Regions from separate parts of the Homo sapiens genome. Here region 2 is linked to region 1. Evidence: read pairs that join two places in POLR2A ChIA-PET (ENCODE). Cell type or tissue: OCI-LY7. All regions are shown on one strand. Links, peaks and the distances in the headings refer to the core of each region. The heading gives the core; the rest is flanking DNA.

Region 1 (17,491 bases), core at 4,880-12,879:
TCAATTCTCATAGCAACCCTGATGTGAAGGCATTGGTTCTCTCTTTCTCCCTTCACCCTGACTGCATATCTGTGATGGTGTGAACTTCTTTGTAAGCCTAGGATCAGAGTACAGGATTCATAGTCACTTTTTTCTTTTTGTTCTTTTGTTTTGTTTCTTTGAAACAGGAGTCTTAATGCTCAGGCTTGTCTTGAACTCCTGGCCTCAAGCAATCCTCCTGCCTCCATCTCCCAAGTAGTTGGGATTATAACCACGAGCCACTGTGCCCCATAGACACTTCTTATATTTAACCAAATCATATGGCAGAATAGAGGCCTTATATCCACTTACCATACCAACTAGAATACACTCAGACTATACCTGCTTAGATCACATGCCCAATCCAAAATAATCATGGTGGCTGAGGGAATGCAATGTGCTAACTAGCCAAACCTGAAGCTTAGGATAGATGGAGCCAGCTTCCCCAGAATCACACAGATGTCTGAACACAAATTAAGGTGTTGCAAGGAAGGAGAAAGGAGATGAATTTAAGAGAAGCAATCAATAAGTGTTCGTTACATACAAGGAAAATTGGAATCAAGTTATTAAGATCATCCAGCTCTCTGAACCATCTGATCAGTAACTCCTCCTGTTCACATTACTTCCTGTTGTGACCTCACGCTTCTTCAGACTAATTTAAGACTGTGGTTCTCCAGAGGCTTCAGCTATTCTCCACAGAGAAGCTAGCTGATTTGTCATGACTTCTAATCACTCATCCTGAGTACCAAATTGAAATGCTGATTTGGCAAGATTATTAAAAGATCTCAAGGCACTTTCCAGAACATAAAAGACTTGGTTAAAAGTAAGTATCTCTTGAGTCAATTAAAATGTCCTTGGCTGTCTTTCTTGCCTTGGTTTCCTCCTTAGTAAGTGTAAATTCAAAATAACAGGGAAATAGATAAGGTAAAGCTTCTTTTTAGGAAAGGGTTTTCTCACACAGTTGACCGACAAGACAGATTTCCTACTGGCTGGACTGATAACAGTGAGCAAATGGGTCCTGATACCTTCACCATCCTATGATTTTCAACAAGCTACTATATTTCATTAATTCAAATTCAGTTCTATTTTAACATCAAAATCAGAATGTTTCCTACTGTTGAGAGTGTCTTACAGTTAAGCTGCAGTCAGGACACAGCTGTCATTGCCTGCACAAGAGTGTACTTGGTTGTCATGTCTGTCATTGTGACTGAACAAATACAACCCTGAACAAATAAATCAAGGGCCATTTTAAGGAGAAACATGAATTTCAGTAGTTGTGAGACTTTTTGCTAAGATCTTCTAGTAAGACCAAGAAAGTGCCAAAGTTGAAACTTGCAAAATACGTGTCAGTAACCTGAAAGAAAAATTTGAAGACAATGTTGAATCATTTTTAAGAAATGTTGCACCATCAATACTCTTGATGGCATGCAGGGCAGTTATTATGTAGGCAAATATGGACAATGAATTAAAAAGTGATTGAAAGCTAGAATTGATTATGAAGTAGTTTTAGAAATTTCTTTACCAATGTTTCATTTATACTTTTCTTTTTTGTGTATGCAAGAGAGTGCCGGACTATAAATCCATGTCCGCATAAGTCTACAAGCACTCTTTCAATAAGGTATTTATTCCCCTGCTTAGTGGAATATAAAATAATTGTGAATGACATTGAATGAGAACTTTTTTTTTTTTTGAGACGAAGTCTCGCTCTGTCGCCAGGCTGAAATGCAGTGGTGTGATCTCAGCTCACTGCAACCTCCGCCTCCCGGGTTCAAGTGATTCTGCCTCAGCCTCCCAAGTAGCTGGGACTACAGGTGCGTGCCACCATGCCCAGCTAATTTTTGTATTTTTAGTAGAGACAGGGGTTTCACCACGTTGGCCAGGATGGTCTCAATCTCTTGACCGCGTGATCCGCCTGCCTCGGCCTCCCAAAGTGCTGGGATTACAGGAATGAGAACATTTCTAAGGCCTCATTTGAAAATTGGGATGACAAAGACTCCCTAATAGCTGTAGAATAAAATGCAAATAAAACACAGCATTCAAAGGCCTCTATAACATTGCCTAAATCTACATTTTCCACTCTTGTCTCCTATCACACTTCCAAGTCCACTACACACTGTGAAATTAAATAATTCAAACTGAAAGCTATTGGAACTTTAAATTATTCGGAGCCTTGGGAGGAATGTGGCTATGCAGCCTGAGTCACATGTCATGCAGCTGCAACTTCTGCCCCCATTCCCCACCCCCAAACCCCCCACCCCGTAATTAAGACCAAATGGCGCCAGAGATAAGACCATCTCAGAACGTTGTCCCTCCTCATGGAGTAATCTTCCTTGGAATGTAGGAATCTGTAACCAGTCAAATCACTGTAACGTATGCACTGGTCTTGTATGGGAAATGTTGTAATCCTGTTAAAATTTCTGTGTCTCTGCCTATGTAAGTGAAACCTTATCTTCTCTACTTTGAAACTCTGACCCCATTCATTTGGAGTCAGTGTCTCCCAGGTGGCCATACTTAAGCTTTGTACTCAAATAGACTCTACTTAATCGTATTTTCTGAATCTCACTATTTAAGGTTGACAATACCAAATTATACACATTATTCCTTGAAGATCACCTGCTCCTTTTCACTTCTGTGCCTTTAAGTTGTTTCTTCCACTGAAAATGTCCCATCTCCCATCCATCTCATTTACTAGAAGGTGGTCTTGAATAGCTTCTTTAATCTCTCAATTCCTCACTTTTCTTATCTTTGAAATGGGAATCTAACTTTAGGTTTGATTTGAGGATTTAATGAGCTAATACATATAAAGCACTTAACACAGACTCCAACTAACCTGTGGTCAAGCAGTATTTATCTGTGTCTTGAGAGATGAGTCTCAAAAAAGTAGTGAACTAGCCAAGGGCACACAGCTTATTTAACAGCTAAGGCAGAGTAAGAACTTAGACCTCCTCACTCCCAGTACAGAGCTGTCTTTAGATTTAAGAAATGGCTCTTCCTCCTCCCACCTGCTACAGCCAAATACTGCTAGACTGGTAAAAAAGGTTCTTCTTTTATTTCCCTAGAAGCCTGTTTCTCCCTCTTCCTCCTTTCCCTATATCAGATCTCCTAAACATGTTACTAAAAACTAAAAGGTAAATAGATAAAAAAAAAAAGGTTCCATGTTTGAGCACATTTGACCCTGTGTTAAGCACATTAAATGAGTTTATCATTTCAGAGCCTCCAATGTAGTTATGTACATATAGAGTCACCATGAAAAAGAAATATAGTATGGATTGTTTCTCAAATTATTTAATCAGAGAACCAGAGGTGGCTGTATCACATATGTGAGGTCAGGCCATTAAAACCTACACACTTAACTTCGCAGTTCCTTGCTGCTTAAAGAATAAGAGCTCTAACTCCTTAGCATATGAGAATCTTCATAACTTGGCCATGCTAATCCCACCACTTCTCATATATCAGCTCCATTCTCATCATTCCAGCGTGTCAGTAACAAGTTTTACAAGTTGTTCCCTTTGGCTAAAAGACCTTTGTTCTCTTCTTCTAGTCCAAGTTTTACTGATCCCTCCAGACCTGGCTGATGGAACCAAGCCCTGAAGCCTTCTCTGAATATTCCCAATCAATTAGCTGTACCCTCCTCTGTGCTCTCATGGCACTTTGTTTATGTCGGAATTGCAGCATCTCAGTGGCTCTCAGTTAACCGTTGATTGATTTCCTTCTACACCTGGCTCCTGAAGGCCAAGGACTGTATCATTTACATCCCCAGTGAGAGGCATCCTGTAGGCACTCAATAAAAGCCTACAATTCCTTGGCCCCCCCTTCTGCTGGAGCAATATTCTTTTTTTTATTATTATTTTTTTTTTTTTGAGACAGAGTCTCGCTCTGTCGCCCAGGCTGGAGTGCAGTGGCGGGATCTCGGCTCACTGCAAGTGCTGGAGCAATATTCTAAAACAAAGCTTTCCTGGATTCTCAAAGACCTGAGGTATGCTTTTTTTCCTAGTGTAAATAACAATAGGGATACTTACACTTTAATGCCTAATAGACCCTCCAAGAACAGCAGTTAGGTAAGTCTCTGTGTATTGCATAGTACTGCACATAAAATTAAGTCACCACGCATGGAAAGCAATGCATTCCTTCCTTTTCAGTCAATTGTAATCATGAGACCTTTTAGACTTAGCCACAATAAATCCTATTTTTCTAAACGTTCAAAAGACTGTCAAATGTTGTTCCTCCAATTTTAATAAAGTCCCTGTAGATTTGAGAGCAGAAAACATTTATTTTATTTGTTACTAAAACAAGGAACTCGATTAGAAGTCAACAGTATGAGATGAAAACTAGAGATTATGAGCCATGATTCTTTTACTCATGATAGAGGTTCTGGCCTCTCAGATTCCCTAGACTAACGTTTCTCAGAAAACACATTTAGTCTATCCTTTGTCTGACTTTAGAAACAGTCTTCCAGCCGGGTGTGGTGGCTCACGCCTGTAATCCTGGCACTTTGGGAGGCCAAGGCAGGTGGATCACCTGAGGTCAGGAATTCAAGACGAGCCTGACCAACATGGCAAAACCTTGTCTCTACCAGTAACACAAAATTAGCTGGGCATGGTGGCACATGCCTGTAGTCCCAGCTACTTGGGAGGCTGAGGCAGAAGAATCGCTTGAACCTGGGAGGCAGAGGTTGCAGTGAGCTGAGACCATGCCATTGCACTCCAGACTGGGCAACAAGAGCAAAACTCCGTCTCAAAAAAGAAAAAACAGAAATGAAATAATCTTCCAGAAAAGGCTGCAAGTCATGACTGGCAAGTAGAGAATACTACCATTTCCATGAAAAGTAGGCATAAGATAAAAAATTCATTAATTCAAACACTGAAACACAAGGAATGGCATAGCTACGACAATGTCTTTTTCTTTTTTTTTAAGACGTGGGGTCTCAGCCGTGTGTGGTGGCTCACGTATGTAATCCTAATACTTTGGGAGGCGAGGTGGACAAAATCATTTGAGCCCAGGAGTTTGAGACCAGCCTGGGCAACATGGCAAAACCCTGTCTCTCCAAAAAAAAAAAAAAAAAAATACAAAAATTAGCCAGGTGTGGTGGTGTGCGCCTGTAATGCCAGCTACTCGAGAGGCTGAGGTGGGAGGATGGCTTCAGCCCAGGAGGCAGAGGTTGCAGTAAGCTGAGATCATGCCCCTGCACTCCAGTCTGGGCAACAGAGCCAGACCGTGTCTCAATTAATTAAATGAATGGCCACAGACCTCGTCCCAGGAGTAGTGAGTCAGGGTAAGGTCTCTGGGAGGTGGAGGGATTGAATGGGAGAAATGATCTTCCAAGGCCCTTTCCAAGGCTCCCAAAATCTTGGAACTTTACTCGCCAGGCATTGCGGGCTTTCGTGACATTGCTGGCTTTCCTGACATTGCTTTTCAGTGGTGCAGGAGCAGAGAGCTTCACTGCCCAGAGCAGCAGCGTGGCGACAGAGGCATAGTTGAGCAAAGAAAGAGGAAAGGGGCCTCCAGGGAAGCCAGAGCTGACTGAAGTGTTCTTGGGAAGATCTATTCATTGATTTTGTACCAAACCTGCACTCTCATTTTGTACCAAAATGTACCAAACCTGATGCACCTCAAAGGTGGCACCAGATGGGTGTGAATGTCACACACAGGAGTAAAACTCTTCCTAGAGCAAATGATAATGAGAGAGCTGAAGGCAGATGCATGCTTGAACTCTCATATGGGAGCTATGTGGGAGACCAACAGGTCTGTGAAAGAGAACTCCAGTCAGAGTAAGAAATACAGCACACAAATCGAGTGTCTCAGTCCTGGGAGTGCTTGCAGGCACTTCCGGAGCTTCCATTATCATGAAGCAACTGAACCGCTTGAGGCTATCAACCAACTTCAGAAATTGTGCCATCAGTGGCTGAGGCCAGAGATCCACTCAAAAAAGCACATTTTGGAAATGCTGGTACTAGAGCACTTCCTGACCATCCTGCCAAAGGGGACCCAGAACTGGGTGCAGAAGCATCATCCACAGCTTGCCAAACAGGCCCTGGTCCTGGTGGAACGCTTGCAGAGAGAACCTGGTGGAACAAAGAATGAGGTCACAGCCCATGAGCTGGGAGAGGAGGCAGTGCTCTTGAGAGGAACAACAGTGGCCCCAGGCTTCAAGTGGAAGCCAGCAGAGCTCGAACCAATGGGTCTGTTCTAGAAAGAATACTGGAACACATACAGGGTACTACAAGAACAGCTGGGCTGGAATACTCAGAAAGAAACCCAGCCTGTATATGAAAGAGCTGTGCATGTTCAACAGATTTTAGCCCTTTCTGAGCACAAAAGCACCAAAGACTGGAAGATGGCACCTAAGCTCATCTGGCCTGAGTCCCAGAGTTTATTGACATTTGAAGACATGGCTGTGTACTTCTCTGAGGAAGAATGGCAATTATTAGGTCCTCTTGAGAAGACTCTCTACAATGATGTAATGCAGGATATCTATGAGACTGCCATCTCTCTAGGGTTAAAGCTAAAAAATGACAATGGAAATGACTATCCTATAATATCGGTTTCTGCACCTGAAATACAAACAGCAGGATACAAAGTATCAAAAAAGACCAGAATGAAAATTGCCCAGAAAACAAAGGACAGGGAAAATCATGGTGATACACACAGGGTATAGAAATGGCATCAAGCTTTTCCAAGGAAGAAAAGAAACTTACAACTTGTAAACAAGAGCTTCCAAAACTTATGGATCTTCACGGGAAAGGCCACACAGGAGAGAAACCTTTTAAATGTCAGGACTGTGGGAAAATCTTCAGAGTTAGCTCAGATCTTATTAAGCACCAGAGAATTCACACTGAAGAGAAACTCTATAAATGTCAACAATGTGACAGGAGGTTTAGATGGAGTTCAGGTCTTAATAAGCACTTCATGACACATCAAGGAATAAACCCATATAGATGCTCATGGTATGGGAAAAGCATTAGTTATGACACAAATCTACAAACACACCAAAGAATTCACACAGGAGAGAAGCCCTTTAAATGTCATGAATGTGGGAAAATATTCATTCACAAATCCAACCTTATTAAATACCAGAGAACTCACACAGGTGAGCAGCCTTATACTTGTAGCATATGCAGGAGAAACTTTAGTAGGCAGTTGAGCCTTCTTAGACACCAGAAACTCCACAGAAGATGGGAAGCATGTCCAATGTCTCCAAACTGAGGAAAGTTACCATGTAGAGATTGATTTTAGATGTGATGAAAGAATACAAAATTATGAGGCACCCAATGATAGGAATCTGTCATCAACAGAACATTTGGGAGGGGTACATATTATGCTTCACAAAAGTTATCTAACCTGTCTTATTCAGCATTGCATCTTTCATGCCTAGCACAAGACTGATACATAATTAGTATTTTATTAATAAAAAAATGAAAGTGTAGCTATGAGATATCTTTACCTGTCTATCTATACGTATGTATCTGGTTATTCAAAGCTTCCCCATCCCCAGTCAGTGCCTGAGATATATGATGGTCAAGACTCTTAGACTCATTCTTTATTCTTTGTCAGGAGAGATGGAAGGTAAGAGTACCTGGGCCCTCTCAAGGGAGTTCAGAGAGAATTACTAAGTTAGGGACAGTTTCAATAGCTATCATTCTATCTATGTGAACAATCAAACCCAGGACTCAGGGAACTTTATAACAGAAAGAGGATTCAGTGTTTGCCCTGGGAGAAGTGCCCCATTCTAGTTGCTTCTTTCCTGAGTACCCACTACCACAATGTCTTCTGTCAAGGAATTACAAGTAGCAAGGGAAGGTCTGGCTACAAGGACAGACCTAGGGACCCTGCAAGCACTTGATATCTCTTCTCTTGCTGACTCTGTCAACACAGACAACACAAAATGGAATGATGAAGGAGGCAGTCTTGGCCCTCATCCAGGTATCTGTTTCTTTGTAGAAAGTACACATAAGTAATGAAGGTCTTTTTCTGACTTTCATTATGTGCACTGGATGGAGGCTTTCAAACTGGTGCTACACTGCTGCAGGGCCTAAAGGGAGGCCTGTCCTTATGGCTGATCAGCTACAACCCTATATGCCTGAATACTCTGCAAGAAGGCCTGGAGGTTTTCCAAAACTGATTTATTGAGAATGGCAAGGAGGGCCCTGTGACCTCTTAGCCTTGGTGCACAGCTAATACCAGGAGGGAACATCCTGAAGTGTCAGAGCAAAGTAAGGCATGTGGCTTAGAGTAATGACCGCAGTCAGGGCCAGGCAAGATGTAAATTGTTTACTCATGTTATTGGTTTTCCTGTCTTCCCTACTGGCCAAAGTGACTATCTCTTACGAAGAGACAATGTGATGTCAAGGAAGTTGGAAGGCACGGATTTACATCTGGTTTATAAATGTTGGCCAAGCCTTCTATATATTTATTATTTCATAAAATTGTACTTTTAAATCAAAATGACATGTTTTGTTAGATTTAGACATTAAACAAAACGTTGTTACCAAAATAATGAATGAATGAATCAATCAATCAATGAATGAGGTGGGGACTCACTTTGTCACCCAGGCTGGAGTACAGTGGCTAGGTCATAGCTCACTGTAGCCTAGAGCTGCTAGGCTGAAGCAGTCCTTCTACTTTAGATTCCGTGTGAGCCCCCCACAATGGAATATCTTCTTTTTCTTTTCTTTCTTTTTAAAACTCTTCTTTTCCTCACACTGTATGACCTCTGAGGCTCCAACTACTCCTTATCTGGCATGCTTCCCACATGATCCCTTGGGCTGTCATCTTCTCTAGATGTACTAGCATTGGTCAAGGTTTTCAGACACTTTCTGAAATACGCATTTCTAAAGTCTAGGGTACGATGTTCTTGCTCTTCACTGCTAACAAGCTAAACTGACCATCACGTTATCAAGTTCTCATCAAGTTTATATTACCAAAATCTCTACCAATGGGTCAGAATTAAGTCCACAGTAACAGTGGTCTCTCAGTGGGTTGAGAAACAAATTTGTTAACACGATAGAAAAGGATGTGTAGAACTGCTTAATCATTACATAACAAATAGTTGAAATCTGCCATCACTCACATATCCTGCTGTCAGACTGTACAGAGTTAGCAAGAAAAATCCACAAATAAATGACAGAAGGGAATCACAATGGACTAAGGAGCTTTACTCACAATCTGCCAACTACCTCATGTAGAAAGTGAGGCTCAAAGAGATTAGATGACTTATCCAAAGCTATATTCCTACTAAATAGTAGAGCCAGGATTCAAATTCAGTTTATTTTATATGGAGACACCAACCAGGCACTAGAGGAAGATTGCTTGGGGTCAAAATGTGGTTCTTTTATTTTCTAATGGAGACATCTTTTGCAATTTTCCTAAATACCCTGTCCTTTAGTTTCTTATCCACAAAATGGAGAAAATAAAAGTGAAGGTTAACTAATACATAAGAAATGCACAGGACAGTACTCTATATAGTAAGTGCTCAATATGTATATAATATGCATAATAAATTATGACTCCGTATTTTTTTTTTTTTTAGACAGAGTCCAGGCTGGAGTGCATGGCACGATCTTGGCCCACTGCAATCTGTTTCCTGGCTTCAAGCGATTCTTGTGCCTCAGCCTTCCAAGTAGCTGGGACTATAGGCATGCACCACCACACCCGCTAATTTTTCTATTTTTCAGTAGAGACGGGGTTTTTTTGCCTTGTTGGCCAGACTGGTCCTGAAGTCCAGACTTCAAGAGATCCAGCTGCCTCAGCCTCCCAACGTGCTAAGATCACAAACATGAGCCACTGTGCCTGGCCTCCACATTGTTTTTTTGCGACAGGGTCTCGCTCTGTTGTCTAGGGTGGAGTGCAGTGGCATGATCACACGTCACTGCAGCCTCAACTTCCTGGGCTTGGGCAATCCTCCTACCTCAGCCTCCTGAGTAGCTGGGACTACAGGGATGTGCCACCACATCCAGCTATTTTTAAGAATTTTTTGTAGAGACAGTGTCTTGCTATGTTGTCTAGGCTGATCTCGAACTCGTGGGCTCAAGTGATCCTCCTGCCTCAGCCTCCCAAAAAGCTGGGATTACAGGTGTGAGCCACTGTGCCTGGCATCATATTGTTTATAGATGGGGCTCACAATATAGTCCCAGAACATAATTTCTCTTGTCTTTATCCAAATGTTCTCTACCAACCTTTTGCCCTCAGAGCTATGGATATCCTTAGAGAACATAACTTCAAAATAAGCAAATGCAATGATTCTATTCCCACCATCAGTCCTGCTTATTTTTGTTTTGTTAAAAAGAGAGAGAAAGAGACTGAGAACTAGAGCGAGAAAGAAAGTTAACCCTTACCTTACTTTAAATCATACTTCTTTGGGTAGAAACAGAAGAATGAGAAACTCCACCCAACGGAGAAATGAACTAGGGATGTATTGGTCAGAAAAGATCTTTCTCCTAGAAATCTACCTGAAAAGTCTAAGGATGTCAATAGAATTCAAACTGATATTTAATGAGTACATATTAAGCATTTACTCAACAGGTGGTAAAATTAGCACAAGACCTAGTCTTTGCTCCCAGGGTCCTCCTAAGCTGGCAGAGGAGAGGTATTCATGCTCCTAGTTTCTTGGCAGAATGTATTAAGTGCCAAGATAGAGTCTCAATCAACATGTTCTGAGATCACAACAGGAAAAATGACATTTTACTTTGGGAGAAACATCTGAGATTGACATGAAGAACAACTCCATGTCCTTTTCTACCTTTTCTTTTAGAGAATGACAGAAAAGCATGTGGTTTTCCTTTTTTTTTTTTTTGAGACAGAGTTTTGCTCGTTGCCCAGGAAGGAGTGCAATGGCACAATCTCGGCTCACTGCAACCTCCGCCTCCCGGGTTGATGTGATTCTTTTGCCTCAGCCTCCCAAGTAGCTGGGATTACAGGCATGTGCCACCACACCCAGCTAATTTTTTGTATTTTTAATAGAGACAGGGTTTCTCCATGTTGGTCAGACTGGTCTCGAACTCCCAACCTCAGGTGATCCACCCACCTCGGCTTCCCAAAGTGCTGGATTACAGGCGTGAGCCACCGCGCCCGGCCGTGGTTTTCTTTTCAGGTAAGAATGTTCTGAAAATAGTGGTGATGGCTGTACAACTGCATAAATATACTGAAAACACTGAATATGTACACTTTTAAATGGTGACTTTTATGGTATGTGAATTACATCCCAACAAAGCTGTTATTTTCAAAACAGAATTGAGACACCATAAAGTTGAAGCCCCTTTTACCACCCCTGCCAGTCAAATCCCCACAAGTTACCAATATCATCAGTTTACTATCATTCTTTTGTTATACCTTTCTCTCTCGCAATGCCTAGCTGAAGTTCTTGCACACAGCAGGAATTTTAGGCATTTGTTGCATAATAATTTTGTACATGGATAAGATAATACTTTGTTCTTTTCAGCATAATATAGATCCTTTTGTATCTACCACCACATAAATTCAGTAGTTCAGGACCAGGCAGCTTTAGAGTACAGTTTATGTTAACACTACACACGCCACGTGCAGTAACAAAAGAAAATAGTACTCACTGGCTCAAAGCTCACCAATCACAAATTCAGTTAACAAAAAACCTTGATATGGAAGTTCATGAAAATAAGGAGATAATTTGCATCTGTTCCCTTGGTTTACAAAGGGTTTGAAATAAATGAAACCAGGCTTGGCGAGGCTATTGCTTTATAGCCCACACCAGCAAGCTATAAACAAAGGATTTCTCACTAGGTCAACCCAACTTATACAGAGGCCTTAAACAGTCTCATAAAAAGACTTGTTCCTTTGGGAAGCCAAGGCAGGAGGATCACTTGAGCCCAGGAGTTTGAGACCAGCCTGAGAAACATAGTGAGATCCCGTATCTACAAAAAAGAAAATAAAAATTAGCTGAGTATGGTGGCAGGTGCCTGTAATCCTAGCTACTCGGGAGGCTGATGCACAAGAATCACTTGAACCAGGGAGGCGGAGGTTGCAGCAAGTCAAGATGGTGCCATTGCACTCCAGCATATATAGATATATATAAAGAAATTGCTAAGAGACTGGTGGACCTATAGAGGCCTATGGTTGGGACAAGCAGTTCTCAGTGTATAGAGACTTTGAGACAGATGTCCAATACCGCGATCTCCTCCAATAATGGGTTCATGCACATCACTCCGAAAGACAGAATAAGTCTCAACAGGTGACTCAGGAATACATCAGAAATTAGACACTGAAGTAGAAAATTCCACAGATACCAATGTAGATATCCTCTTCTCTCTCACACAGATACATAGTAAGCATTACATAATCCGTGATATGTATTAAACATCAACGGTTTGCCAGACACTGTTCTAGATTGATGAGGATCTGGAGATCAATAACGCAGATGAAATCCCTGCCTTGACCAAGTAAGATTTCCAGCAGAAATAGGGAAGTGGGCGGTACTATGAAAGCGGAAGTATTTACTCAAAGAGCCCTGATTAGGAAGCTGACCTTTGAAAAGATTCAAAGGAGACTTTATCCTGAAAAATAAATGTTATTGTGGCAGTTTTAAAAAATGGCCAGCCTGGGCAAAATAGTGCAACACCATCTCTACAAAATACAGAAAAATTAGCTGGATGTGGTGCCATGCACCTGTGGTCCCAGCTGTCCAGGAGGCTGAGTTGGGAGAATCGCTTGAGCCCGGGAGGTTGAGGCTGCAATGAGACGAGATCATACCACTGCACAACAGCCTGGGTGACAGAGACCCTGTCTCTAAATTAAAAAATAAATAAATAAAATAAAAATTAAAATGACCACAAATTCTTTGATACTCCATCTACCAAGAGGTTGGAAGTCTATGTTCCCTTTCCATGAATCTGAGTGGACTTGTGACTCCTTCAATCAATGAAGTATGGCCAAAGTAACACTATGTGACTTCTAAGGCTAGGTCACTAAAAAAGGCCATGACATCTTCATCTTGGCCACTAAGACATTCACTCTTGGAGCCCTTAAGCACCATGTAAGCAGTCTGATTGCTTAGAGACTGCCATGAGAGGAAGCCTGGGCTCCATGTAAAGGCCACTGGTAGGTGCTCTCATCAACAACTGCAGCTGAGCAGAGCCTTTGAGTCATCCCAGCCCTGGTGACAGGTATGTAAGTGATGCTTTCGGAGGATTCCAGTTCCTAGCAGTCAAGTCACTCTGAGCCATTCAAGCCTTCCCAGTTGGGGCCCCAGATATTGGGGAGCAGAATCAAGTTCCTGCCATGCCCTCTCTGAATTCCTGACCCACACAATCTGTGAGTAAAATAAAATGGTTACCTTATGGCATTAACTTTTGGGCATGCTTTAATCATGACCAAAGATGTATCGTGAAGCCAAAGAAACTGGAACAAAGATGGAAACTGACAGAGAAGCAGACAGCTATAGAAAATATGAAAACTGCCTGGGTGCAGTAGCTCATGCCTGTAATTCCAGCACTTTAGGAGGCCGAGGTGGGCGGATCACGAAGTCAGGAGTGAGACCAGCCTGGCTAACATGGTGAAACCCTGTCTCTACTAAAAATACAAAAAATTAGCTGAGCGTGGTGGTGCGCACCTGTAATCCCAGCTACTCAGGAGGCTGAGGTAGGAGAATTGCTTGAACCCAGGAGGCAGAGGTTGCAGTGAGCTGAGATTCTGCCACTGCACCATAGCCTGGGTGACAGAGCAAGACTCCTTCTCGAACAAAAAAAAAAAAGAAGAAGAAGAAGAAAACTGTATTTTCTTTGCCTAAGCCTAGTTAGAAAGAAACCACTGTCCCATCACAAGGGACTAAATAAACTGTAACTCTTTTGATTGTTATCTATTTTATCTACAGATGCTACAATAGAAAACATTTCAGTTGTTAGGAACAATCAGTGCAGTCGAAAAGGAATATGGGTAAGGCACTACTCTGCTTGGCTTTTCAGGATGGGGCTAACATTCCTATGATGCCATTCCAAGTTGTCCATGAACCCATTTTTGCCTCTTTCTCTTGATGCAAGTACATAATAGGTATTCAGTAACTTTGTGGAATGATCGATAGAGTCTGAGGAGGCAGGGGAGAGAGAAGATACTCTGGACAGAGCAGAGACCACGGTGGGCAAAGGTAATGAAGATGGGGGTACTGGGGAGAACAGAGAGACTCACTTGAACCTTGTTCTTCATCCCTCTCCATCCACACACCTTACCTCGACATTCATGAGCTCACATCTTTAGGCCTTTAAACTGTTCTCATTATTTGAAATGTTACTTTTCCATCTGTAGATGAACTCCTGTTCACTCTTCACATCCCAGCTCAATTATAATTTTCTCTGCAGCCTCTGACACTGCCCCACTCCAAGTGGAGTTAATCACCCTATTCTACTTTCTTGCAACACTTTCCACCGTCTTATCTCTTGCTTCTGTACCTATGTGCCAAACACCAGGTTAGAAAAGAAAGATGACTATCCTTGAGAAGTCCCCATAATTAAGAGAAGAGACTAAAAACACAGTCACGCTGCAACATCATAGGAGCTGCAGAGAGGCAGGATGTTGAGGGAAGATAAATCTCCTTCAGGAGGATATCAGGAAGTATCACAAACCATGTGACATTTGAGGCAGGCCTTGAAACTGAGTAAAGATCAAAAGGCTGCCTGGGGGAAATCTATGGAATCACAACTGCAAAGGTCTCAAAAGGGAGCTGCTGAGTTAACAGGAACATCAGGTCAGGTCAATCTTTTCCCTCCCTACTGCTGGAGATTCCCCCGCTCTAGTTATTCCAAGTTCCCTTATTACAATGCCTGAAGTCACACAGTTTTCCCAATTACACGAATAAAGTGTATCAAAAAGCACCTTGCATTTGAACAAGTCATTTAAAATATGAGCCAATAATACATGAAAATATATTCAAACTCAGTAGCAATCAAAGAAATCCAAATCAAAACAACTATTTTTTCACCTATCAAATTATCAAGTATTAAAAAATTAAAATGTCTAATATCAAAGAAGAATCAGGGAAGCCAAAACTATCCTTTCTGAGAGCCAATTTGGTATGATGCATCAAAAAGCCTTACAAATAATTATACCCTTTGAATCAGACCCTCTTTTGCAGAAATTCATCCTAAGGATAAAAGTCTTTGCTCTAAAGATCATCACAGCATTATCTATTATAAAATAGCGGAAAATAGTTAAGGACTAAAATATCCAAGAACAGAAGAATCAAATAAATTTGGCACTGCAATAATTGTAACAGTTACCACTTATTTATAGAGTGTTTACAATGTGCCTGGCATTATCATATTTAATACCACAGAAATCCATAAGGTAGTTATGTAAGAGAATGTTGAATGTGACTTTTTCAGTTGCCCCACAATTGGTAAATAGAACTCACAACTAAAGACAGAGAGGAGGTGAGTTCCCCACAAGGTAAAGACAGCAGTCAATAACTGGTGCCAGGCTAATTAAAGAATTTATTAAGAAGCCATACTATGGGCCAGGCGTGGTGGCTCACGCCCGTAATCCCAGCACTTTGGGAGGCCGTGGCAGGCAGATCATGAGGTCAAGAGATCAAGACCATCTTGGCCAACATGGTGAAACCCCATGTCTACTAAAAATATAAAAAATTTGCTGGGCGTGGTGGCACGCATCTCTAGTCCCAGCTACTTGGGAGGCTGAGGCAGGAGAATGGCGTGAACCCAGGAGGCGGAGGTTGCAGTTAGCCGAGATCGTGCCACTGCATTCCAGCCTGGGTGACAGAGCAAGACTCCATCTCAAAAAAAACACCAAAAAACAAAAAAGAAGCTATACTATGAGATCTTCTACCCCAACCATGTGCTCCTGCACTGTCCCTCTCCCTCCACAGTCCACAAAAGAAGAGCAGAGATAAGAGGGGAAATCTTGGATTCCCTGACCTACTATAATGTGCTGTATTTTGGGGTGGTCCTCTCCCTACCCCACGGTGGGCTCCAAGATCATCAGTTACAGAGACTAGGGGTACCAAAAAAGAAAAAAGAAAAGAAAAGGTTTGGGGTAATAACTTTTAAAAAGTGTAATGTCTTGTGAATATCTGATCAGGCAGTCGACTTACAGATTTGGCCTGCACCAATCTGGACAGAGGAAGGAGAAACTGAGCAAGAAGGAGCAGCACTGCTGTTACCCCACTGTTTGGCACAGATATGTCTTCCCTGGGTCATACAGTCCATAGAAATTGCTGGTCTTAAGCCCTCTTGCCAGTTCCCCACCCAAAACGGCTGCCCAATAAGCAAGTGGACCAGGGCCAGGTGGTACCAGAGAAGAGTGAGGATGTCCTGAAAGAGACGAAAAGAACTAAATACCAGTTTCTTCTCCAGGTCTGGAGATCATGCGGTGAGGAAGCCCACCCTCCAAAGAACTCACAACAATGGGGAGTGGACCCACAGACAGTGCTAGACAGGCAACCTGTAAATGCCATCTAGGAGGACTCAAGAGCAGCCAGTGAAGAGACTCGTATCCTTGTCCCTCGCCCTCTTGCTCATTTTACACACTGGGCAACTGGGCACTGGAATGACTGGAGACCAGAAGGGCCAGGGAAGAAATATCAGAGAGAGACTGTATCTCCTCCCACCCCTACACTCTCCAAGGTGAAGAATGGGGAAGAGGAGTAAAAAAAATCAACCAGGCCAGGCGCGGCGGCTCACGCCTGTAATCCCAGCACTTTGGGAGGCCAAGGCAGGCGGATCACATCAGGTCAGAAGTTCGAGACCATCCTGGCCAACACGGTGAAACCGTGTCTCTACTAAAAGTACAAAAATTAGCTGTGTGTGGTGGCACATGCCTGTAATCACAGCTACAAAGAAGGCTGAGGCAGGGGAATCACTTGAACCCAGGGGGCAGAGGTTGCAGTGAGCTCAGATCATGCCACTGCATTCCAGCCCGGGCAACAGCAAGTCTCCATCTCAAAAACAAACCAACCAAGTCTACCTTTTCCCACTTCATATCCCAATAGCCACAAGCCTGGTTAGAGTAACAGGAGTAAGTAAACCTTTCAATTAGATATACTGAACTTTTCAAATGGTCAACTTTCAGTAACCCAGTGTGACCAGGAGGTTGTGAACTCTGCCTAAGGTATCATCTGTCCTTGAGAGGAGAAGGGAGATTTGGACAGAGCAGTTGGGAGTTCTGACTGGAGAAAAACACAATTGTTCATGTTTGCACCCCTCTAAGCGAAAACTATTCAATTAACAGGCTAAGGTTGCCATTATCTCTATTTTACAGACTAGGAGATTAAAGCTCAGAAAGATTAAGAAACTTGCCCACACCCACAAAGCATATGGGAGGTTTAGTTTGGATTCCAATCCAGGACTAACCTCAGAGCTCATGCTTTTTATGATTACATGAGGATTTTTCAAAATAGCATCCAACATATCCTTAGGGATCTGCAAAGCCAGTACACATTTCTTTTTTCAATCTTGAGTTTTCAACTCAAGCATTATCTTCTTAAAAAATATAAGCATAG
Region 2 (8,000 bases), core at 1-8,000, 140 kb after region 1:
TACAGATCTTTCCCAGCAGAGTTGCAAATAACTCTACCAGGTAGAAGAGATAATCCCAAAGTTTAGGGTGTGTTGGTCCTGTAGGACATTAACCAGTTTATAACTGACCTAGCACTCTTATTCCAACTATTAAAATGTCTATAAATACAGAGGTCTTCAGATGCTCTTTGAAACAGTTTTCTATTTTACTTGTTTCCTCTGTAATATAATCAACTGAATGAAAACTTTGATACAAATTCATTTTGTATTTGAATGAGTCATGTTTTTAATTTTTTTAAATTATAATTCCGTAGGCATAAGAACATTCCATGACAGGCTTGACACGGCCTTTCCTACATCCAGATCTGCAAATCCTATAATCTCACCATGTTATTATGACACTTTTTCTGCATAGTATTCTGCTAATATTGCCAGTCATTTGGTTATTGGAACTATCAAATAACATATTTTTGTTTCAAAGATAAATCAGAAAAGAACATGTTACTTTCAAGACCATCTTTATTCCACCACTGACTTTCCATTCTTCTAGCAAAGTACAAAAGTAAATATGCAAACTATTCTATTACATTTTCCTTGAGTTTTCTCATCTGTGCATTTTTAAAACAATGGAAAACACCAAAAGATTCCCTTCCTTTCAAGTGAGCTATTTCCAGAAAAGATTTTTTTAAGTCCTAATCTCTATAATGAGAAAATATTTAAAGAAAAAGATACATAAAGAAAACTCAGTACTTGATGAGTCTGCATTAACAAATTACCCCCAGAGGCCAGGCTCAGTGGCTCCTGCTTGTAATCCCAGTGCTTTGGGAGGCTGAGGCGGAAGAACCACTTGAGTCAAGAGTTTGAGACCAGCCTAGGACACATGGTGAGAACCCACCTCTACAAAAAATTTTAAAAATTAGCTAAGTGTGCTGGCACATGCCTTGAGTTCCAGTTACTTGGGAGGCCTAAGGCAGGAAGATCACTTGAGCCTAGAGTTTGAGATCAGCCTTGGTACATAGCAAGACCCCATCTCTACAAACAATTAGCCAGGTTTGGTGGTATATACCTGTAGTCCCAGCTACTCAGAAGGCTGAGGCAGGAGAATCACTTGAGCCCAGGAGTTTGTGAGCTATGACTGTGCAACTACACTCCAGCCTGGGCAATAAGCGAGATCCCACCTCTAAAAAAAATAAAAATAAATGGGAATTACCCACAGAATTACAGAATATAAGATTTAGACAGGATTTTAAAGGTCTTCTTTCTCAATCCCGTTTTAAAGAAAAGGTAGGCCCCAAGGAATACAGTGACTTTCCAGAGGTCTGACAGTTGCTAAAATTCATTTGATCTGACTTAAAAGATGTAATTTGCTGTACACCTCTCAAAATGTAGGTATGAGTTAATTTTATTTAAACCAATTACTGAAAAAAAAATTATTCCGTCTGTTTCAAATACTACTCTCTTTAAAATGAAATAGACTAATACCCGGTTCAGGTATAAACTATAAATTGCCTTTACTTCCATAAATATGATTAATTTAAATAAATTCTGATTACATGTTTGGGATTCAAGCAAGAAAAATTAGTAAAAAGAAAAAAATGACAACTTTGTATTTTCAGTGTTACATTTTTCACTAAAAACAAAAGTCTGTACTACAAGTAAGAAGCTTAAATATTTTGGAAAATTCAAGTGAACTAATGATAAAGACTAATTTCAACTTTTAGGTTTGAGCATGGGAAGGGAAGCACTCTCAACCAAACCATAATATATCAAAGCAAAAGAGAAAGGAAAATTTCATACCCTGACATCACTTCTAGATGAAGTTGTCCTGAGACAGTTAAGAAAGCAGGAACATTGAAGAAATTCTCCTCAGGTACCTTAAGTTTGCCTGAAGGCTGCAAATCAAAAACATAAGCCACAAAAAACTATTAAATGTTTTGCTTTGCATTTCACATTCATATACATGTCACAACTAAAAATCACAATGCAATTAAATCTATGTGAAGGCAGGTTGTTCTCAGGAAAATAAAGGTAGTTACACATCTAAGACAAAACGCCAGCTTGGAAAGTGCTAATAAAGGCAAGGAAGTTTGTTCCATATTTTCAAAACATACAATAACCAAAGGACCAAAGTACCTTTGTCACAAAATATACTTCCCCCTAAAAAGTGATTCTGATTAAGAGGCAATCTAAGGCAAGAAATTATGAATTAATTTTTAATGTGAAGAATTACATAACCTCAAAAGGTTGACTTATGATTGAGACTTAATTATCTCAAGAGAATAGCCTCTGGAACATGCGAGGTCATATTTATTATTAAAATATTAATAGTAATGCTTTTAACACAGATTTTTATAAACACATTATGAACTTTCAAAAACAGTATTTCATTTAATTGTCACCATAACTAGGTAGCAGGAAAAGCATGACTCTATCTTTAAAAGATACACTGAGCAACAAAACCTTTATGAACTTACAATATAGAAAGGGTGATTATTCCATCTGAAATGAGTAGGAAACAAGCCATTCAACATTTGTTAAGAGTTAAGCTAAAACAAACTACCTGGAGGCTAAACACAAACAGTATAATAAAGAAAGCTTCTGAATCAAGTTATGAGTATCATATCCTTTTCTGGGGAAGAAAGTTACACTTGTTTTTGTTGATTTAAACACAGGGTCTCATTATGTTGCCCAGGCTGGTCTTGATCTTCTGGGATCAAGAAATCCTCCCACTTCAGCCTCCCAAAGTGCTGGGATTTATAGGCATGAGTCCCTGAGCCCAGCTTCTTGTATTTTAAACTGTGCACTTATTTGAAAATGTTTTAGTGTAAAGGTGTAGTCACTGTAAAAGCAATATAGCCAATTTAAAATATGTAATGGAGAATGTAAGACTCTTTTAACAGGCTTAGTACCAAATATTAAATTATGGCAACACAGGAAATAAAGTTATTTAATTTCATTGGTTGTTCTAAAAATACTGCATATCATGTATCGGTATCTGTGGATAAATAAAAAATGTACTGTAAAAATTATCAGTTGAATCTTTTATTTTTATAATAACTGCCTTTTTTTTTCAAACTTACTTTGATACTAGTCAGAGATCGATGAATGCCTTTTTTATGAAAAAGTCCATCTTTAAATCTCATTATCAATGAAAGGGTATTGCTTCCAAAGATATTTAGTACTCAAGACTAAATACTTGATCTGATATATGTTAAGATTTTAAAATAAAAGATCTGTTCTCTGATATTTCTTCATTATTTACTAAAGAATTGCTTTCCGAAATGAGGTCCAACAAATTTATAAGACTACCATACTTTCTCCTTTCCTTCACCACTTTAGTCTATAATTTGTACTAATTTAACTTCACTTCAGATGGTTTCTCTCATTTCTTGTATTTATATAAAAAAAAAGTCTGGTCTTAATAATAAGATTTATTTATTTATTTTTGAGACAGAGTCTCACACTGTCGCCCAGGCTGAAGTGCAGTGGCGCGATCTTGACTCACTGCAACCTCCACCTCCCAGGTTCAAGTGATTCTCCTGCCTCAGCCTGCCAGTAGCTGGGATTACAGGCATTGGCCAACATGCCCAGCTAATTTTTGTATTTTTAGTAGAGATGGGGTTTCACCATGTTGGCCAGGATGGTCTCCTGACCTCAAGTGATCTGCCGGCCTCAGCCTCCCAAAGTGCTGAGATTACAGGCATGAGCCACCGTGCCCGGCCTATGACTAGATTTTAGATTTTCATTTATCAGCACTTGTACAGAATGATTTCTGATTTTTCTTACATTTCTTTAATTCAACTTATTTAAAACATACCACTACTTCATTATGCTTTCCAATGTCATGTTAGCGTTTACGTAACAAACTGATACTACCTTACTATAAATTACTTTTCTTTTATATTACAATTAAAGTATTATACTGATTTTTTAAACTTCCCTTTGTATTATCACCTATATATTTTATCTCAGAATATTAAAGAGGGTATATAAAATATTGGTTGTAAAAAGTAATTACAAAAAGTGATATCAGCAAATATGGCAGGATAGGTAGCTCCAAAGGACTGTCCTGCCACAGAAAAATAAAAGAAAAAAAATGAACAAAACTGTCAGAATCAATTGTGGGAACTCTCGAAGAGAGTTAAAGGTTTATAGCAATCAAGCAAATGCTGAGCCAAAAAAAAGGCAAATTAAAAATGGTAGACTCCACCCAACAGCAGCAGAATATACGTTTTTTTCAAGTGCACAGGGACCATTCTCCAGAGTAGACCATATAATAGGCCATAAAACAGTCTCAATAAATCTTAAAAAACTAAAATCACACAAGGTATCTTCTTTGATAACTATGGAACGAAACTAGAAATGTACAATAAGGGGTTGCGGTTACTAGGGAAAAAAGTTTGGTGGTTCCTTAAAAAGTTAAAATTGAGTTACTAAATGGCACAGTAATTCCATTCCTAGGTACATACCAAAAAGAATTAAAATGAGGTACATAAACAAACACTTGCACACAACTGTTCAAAATAGCACCATTCACAACAGCCAAAAGGTAAAACCACCTAAATATCCATCAATGGAAAAATGAATAAACAAAATATGATATATACATAGAATGGAATATCATTCAGCCATAAGGAATGTATATACCTATATATTAAAATTAAATGTTTTAGCATGTACTTATGTATGTTAAAACATAGATGAACAATGAAAACATGCTAAGTGAAAGAAGACAGACTTAAAAGGCTATGTATGATTACATTTATATGAAACATACAGAATAGGTAAATCCATAGAGACAGATGGATGAGAGTCATGGTTTGTGTAGAGGGGAAAATGGGATGTAACTACTAAATGGGCACAGGGTTTTCTTCTGGGGTGGTAAAAATGTTTGGAACTTAACAGAGGTGGCAGTTGTAAAATACTATGAATGTACTAAATGCCACTGAAATGTACCTTTTAAAATGCTTAATTTTATGACATAAATTTCACCTCAATTCTTGAAAGTAATTATTGAATCTTAGTAGCTTCAAAAACTACCAACCTAGGATTGCAAATTTAAGATTTAGGATTGTAATCTTAAATTTGTAATCTTACGTACTTATGGTAGTGATAAAGAAACAATACAATATATGAATTAAACACCCAACTTTGTGACTTTATCAGTGGGGAAGGATTTCTTTAACAAAAGCTCCAAATTGCCAACGATAAAAGGAAAAACTGATGAATTTATATATGTTAAAATTAAGAATTTCTATTTAATAAAGGAAGATATAGGCAAAGTTAACAGACAAATGACAGATTATGAATGAAATATTTGCAACATCTAAAACCGCCAAGTGATTAATGGACAGAATATATAAGGAACTCCTGCCAAGAAAACAAAAAAAGAGAAAATAATCTGCTCCCCAAATGAGAAAGAAGATATACAGAAATGAAGACTCAAATGGCTAATGTGAAAATAATTTAAATGAAAGCTGCTGAAACTTTAAATTACTCTGAGCCTTGAATAAAATGTGATTGATTGTAAGACCTAGCTCATACGGGCAAGTCACTACAACTTTTGTTTCTTCCTATTACAGATTAACCTTCTTTCTTATTTTTCTTGCCCTGTAAAACGTTGTGAAAGATTAAATGGTGCCCCTTACCTCTTAGTTACTAATTCTTTGTTATAGATTAACATCCTTCCTTTTTCATGTACCCAGCTCAGACCAGATGGCGAAAGGCCCCATGACTACCAAATTGATAGGGATGCAATTTTAAATATATCTTTCCTGAAAAAGAATAAGCTGTAACCAATCAAACTGCTGTAACTCATAAATCAGCATTGTATTAAAAATGTGGTAATACTTGTAAACTTCTTTGCTTCTACTTATATAAGTGAAGCCTCAGCTTCTCCACTTCTCAGCAATGACCCAACTACTCTGGAGTCTTGTTTTTTCTGGGTGGCCAGTCTCAAATTTTGCACTTGAACAAACTCTTTTAAAATTGGATTCTGGGCCTCTTGATTATTTCAGGGTGACATTTTGGTGAACCAGATGGGACCCAAATTAGGCCTTCATTGACTCCTGCTGTTTTGCCAACAGCTGGAGCCCCAGCACCAGCATGGACCGTTGCATCCAACTGACCTCGCTGAAGACTGCAGAAGCCCTTGGTCAGACTACTCTCAAGGTTGAATCTCCCTGGCTTGACTGAGATTCAGACTTTATGGAACCTGATTCAACAACTGATGAGACTGGAATTGAAGCACTACTTTAAGGTAGGCGTTTAGTTTGTTATTCTCTTATTCCATTATTTGTGTATATTTGTGATTTTTTCACTTTTCTCTGAGATTAAAAAGTCTTGCTTGTCTTATTCACTACAGTTTGTAACCTTTTCTCTCATTTGAAATTTTATCATGGAGAAAGCAGTTTCTCTTTGAAAAGAGGAAGTGAATGTCTACAGCTTAGGCAAATTTTCTTAAACTGGCCAGATCTAAAGCTCCATTCAATTTGGCACATTTAAAATTTCCTTTTGAGTGACCAAAGTTTATAAAAGACTTTATGAGCACAAGAAAAGTCCCAAAGACAAGGGGAACTGTACCTCCTGGCTGAAAGGCACCTTAGGCAACCAAGGAGTCTCCCAGGAGTGTCAGAGCATATCACTCATAACATGTAACAGTCCCACAGGATTTGGACAAATACATACTGACATGTATCCACCACTACAGTATCATACAGAATAGTTTCACTGCCCTAAAAATATGTGCTCCACCTAGTTATCCCTCCCTTTCCCCTAACCCCTGGAAACCATGATCTTTTTACTTTCTCCATAGTTTTGTCTTTTCCAGAATGTCACACAGTTTAAATCATACAATATGTAGCCTTTTCAGATTGGTCTCTTTGACTTAGTAATTTGCATTTAAAGTTTCTCCAGGTATTTTCATAGCTTGATAGCTCATTTTTTTTCAGTGCTGAATAATATTTTACTGTCTGGATGTAACAGATACAGTTTATTTCTCCATTTACCTAATAAAAGGCATCTTGGTTGCTTCCAAGTTTTGGCAATTATGAATAAAGCTGCTTTGTAAACATCCATGTGCACGTTTTTGTGTGGATATAAGTTTTCCACTCCTTTGGGTAAATACCAAGGAGCAGAACTGCTGGTTCTTATGGTTGGAGTATATCTAGTTTTGCAAGAAACTGCCAAACTATACTGCAAAGTGGCTGTTAAATCTGCTGCTCCACATCCTTGTCAGCATTTGGTGTTGTCAGTGTTATGGATGTTGGCCGCTCAATAGGTACATAGTGGTACTGACTGGCTTTTTAGTGTGCTTTGTGCATCATTTTCTACGGATCACATGGTTCATACACTACTACCTTCAGCCATTACACTGAGTAGCAGTTATTTTTTTTAGGAATCTATGAGCCAGAATTTCTTGGAATGTTGGTACACCTAAAAAGTAAGAAACATGGGGAATGTTCTGTAAGTTCCTTTAGGCTGCTGACTGACTGATAATGAGTGAATAAATCAGAACTTTGTCAGTGTAACCTCCTCCAGATACATTCACAAATTCTCAAACCTCTTAAGATCAAAGATTCATACTAAATACCTTTTGTTTCACAGTGTTATCTCATCAAATTAAGAAATATTGGGGCTCCTAAGGGACACGGTCTCTCTTATTACTGGATCCTGCATCTAGCCTATTACCTGGGAATAGCAGTTACTCAGTAAATATTTCTTCAATTGAAAAACGAATTGAAGTAGGACCTGGAAATATGGGAGATACCTAAATCTGAGCGAGGACACAAATTTCTCAATGGAAAGAGCATGGAAAAAAACCTCCATTTGTGTTAATCCTTGGGAATTAAGGAATAATGTAATCCAAGGAATACAGCAATAAAAGAAATGTTTGAATAACCAAACGTTAAAACATAGTATAAAGCCTCTAAATTAATACAGTATATTAGTGGTACACAAGTAAACCTGTGGGATATAACTGAAAGCCTAAACACAGACTTTCACATATAAAAGTATTATAT

The links. Peaks named below come from ENCODE experiments on the same cell type or tissue, not always from the same donor. Only the 100,000 strongest peaks of a DNase experiment are listed, where the experiment ranks them.
Region 2: POLR2A ChIA-PET joins it to region 1 with 6 read pairs; 2 of 35 experiments call an interaction of 5 or more read pairs at or near these places.

Annotation. Positions count from the first base shown.
Region 1 is chr11:78,378,519-78,396,009 of GRCh38, forward strand. All of the region lies in intron 1 of GAB2 (GRB2 associated binding protein 2), which reads right to left. It also overlaps the pseudogene ZNF75CP. Among named protein-coding and RNA genes, the nearest start is that of GAB2, 31 kb to the right of the region's middle. In OCI-LY7, for the core only: no CTCF peak of the experiment used is centred there; no DNase peak of the experiment used is centred there.
Region 2 is chr11:78,527,066-78,535,065 of GRCh38, forward strand. NARS2 (asparaginyl-tRNA synthetase 2, mitochondrial) reads right to left here. Exons shown (of 14, transcript NM_024678.6): 6 at 1,777-1,871. NARS2-AS1 (NARS2 antisense RNA 1) reads left to right here and starts at 6,111. Exons shown (of 4, transcript NR_120566.1): 1 at 6,111-6,238. In OCI-LY7, for the core only: no CTCF peak of the experiment used is centred there; a DNase peak (open chromatin) is centred at 6,426; H3K4me3 peaks cover 1,274 bases; H3K27ac peaks cover 2,030 bases.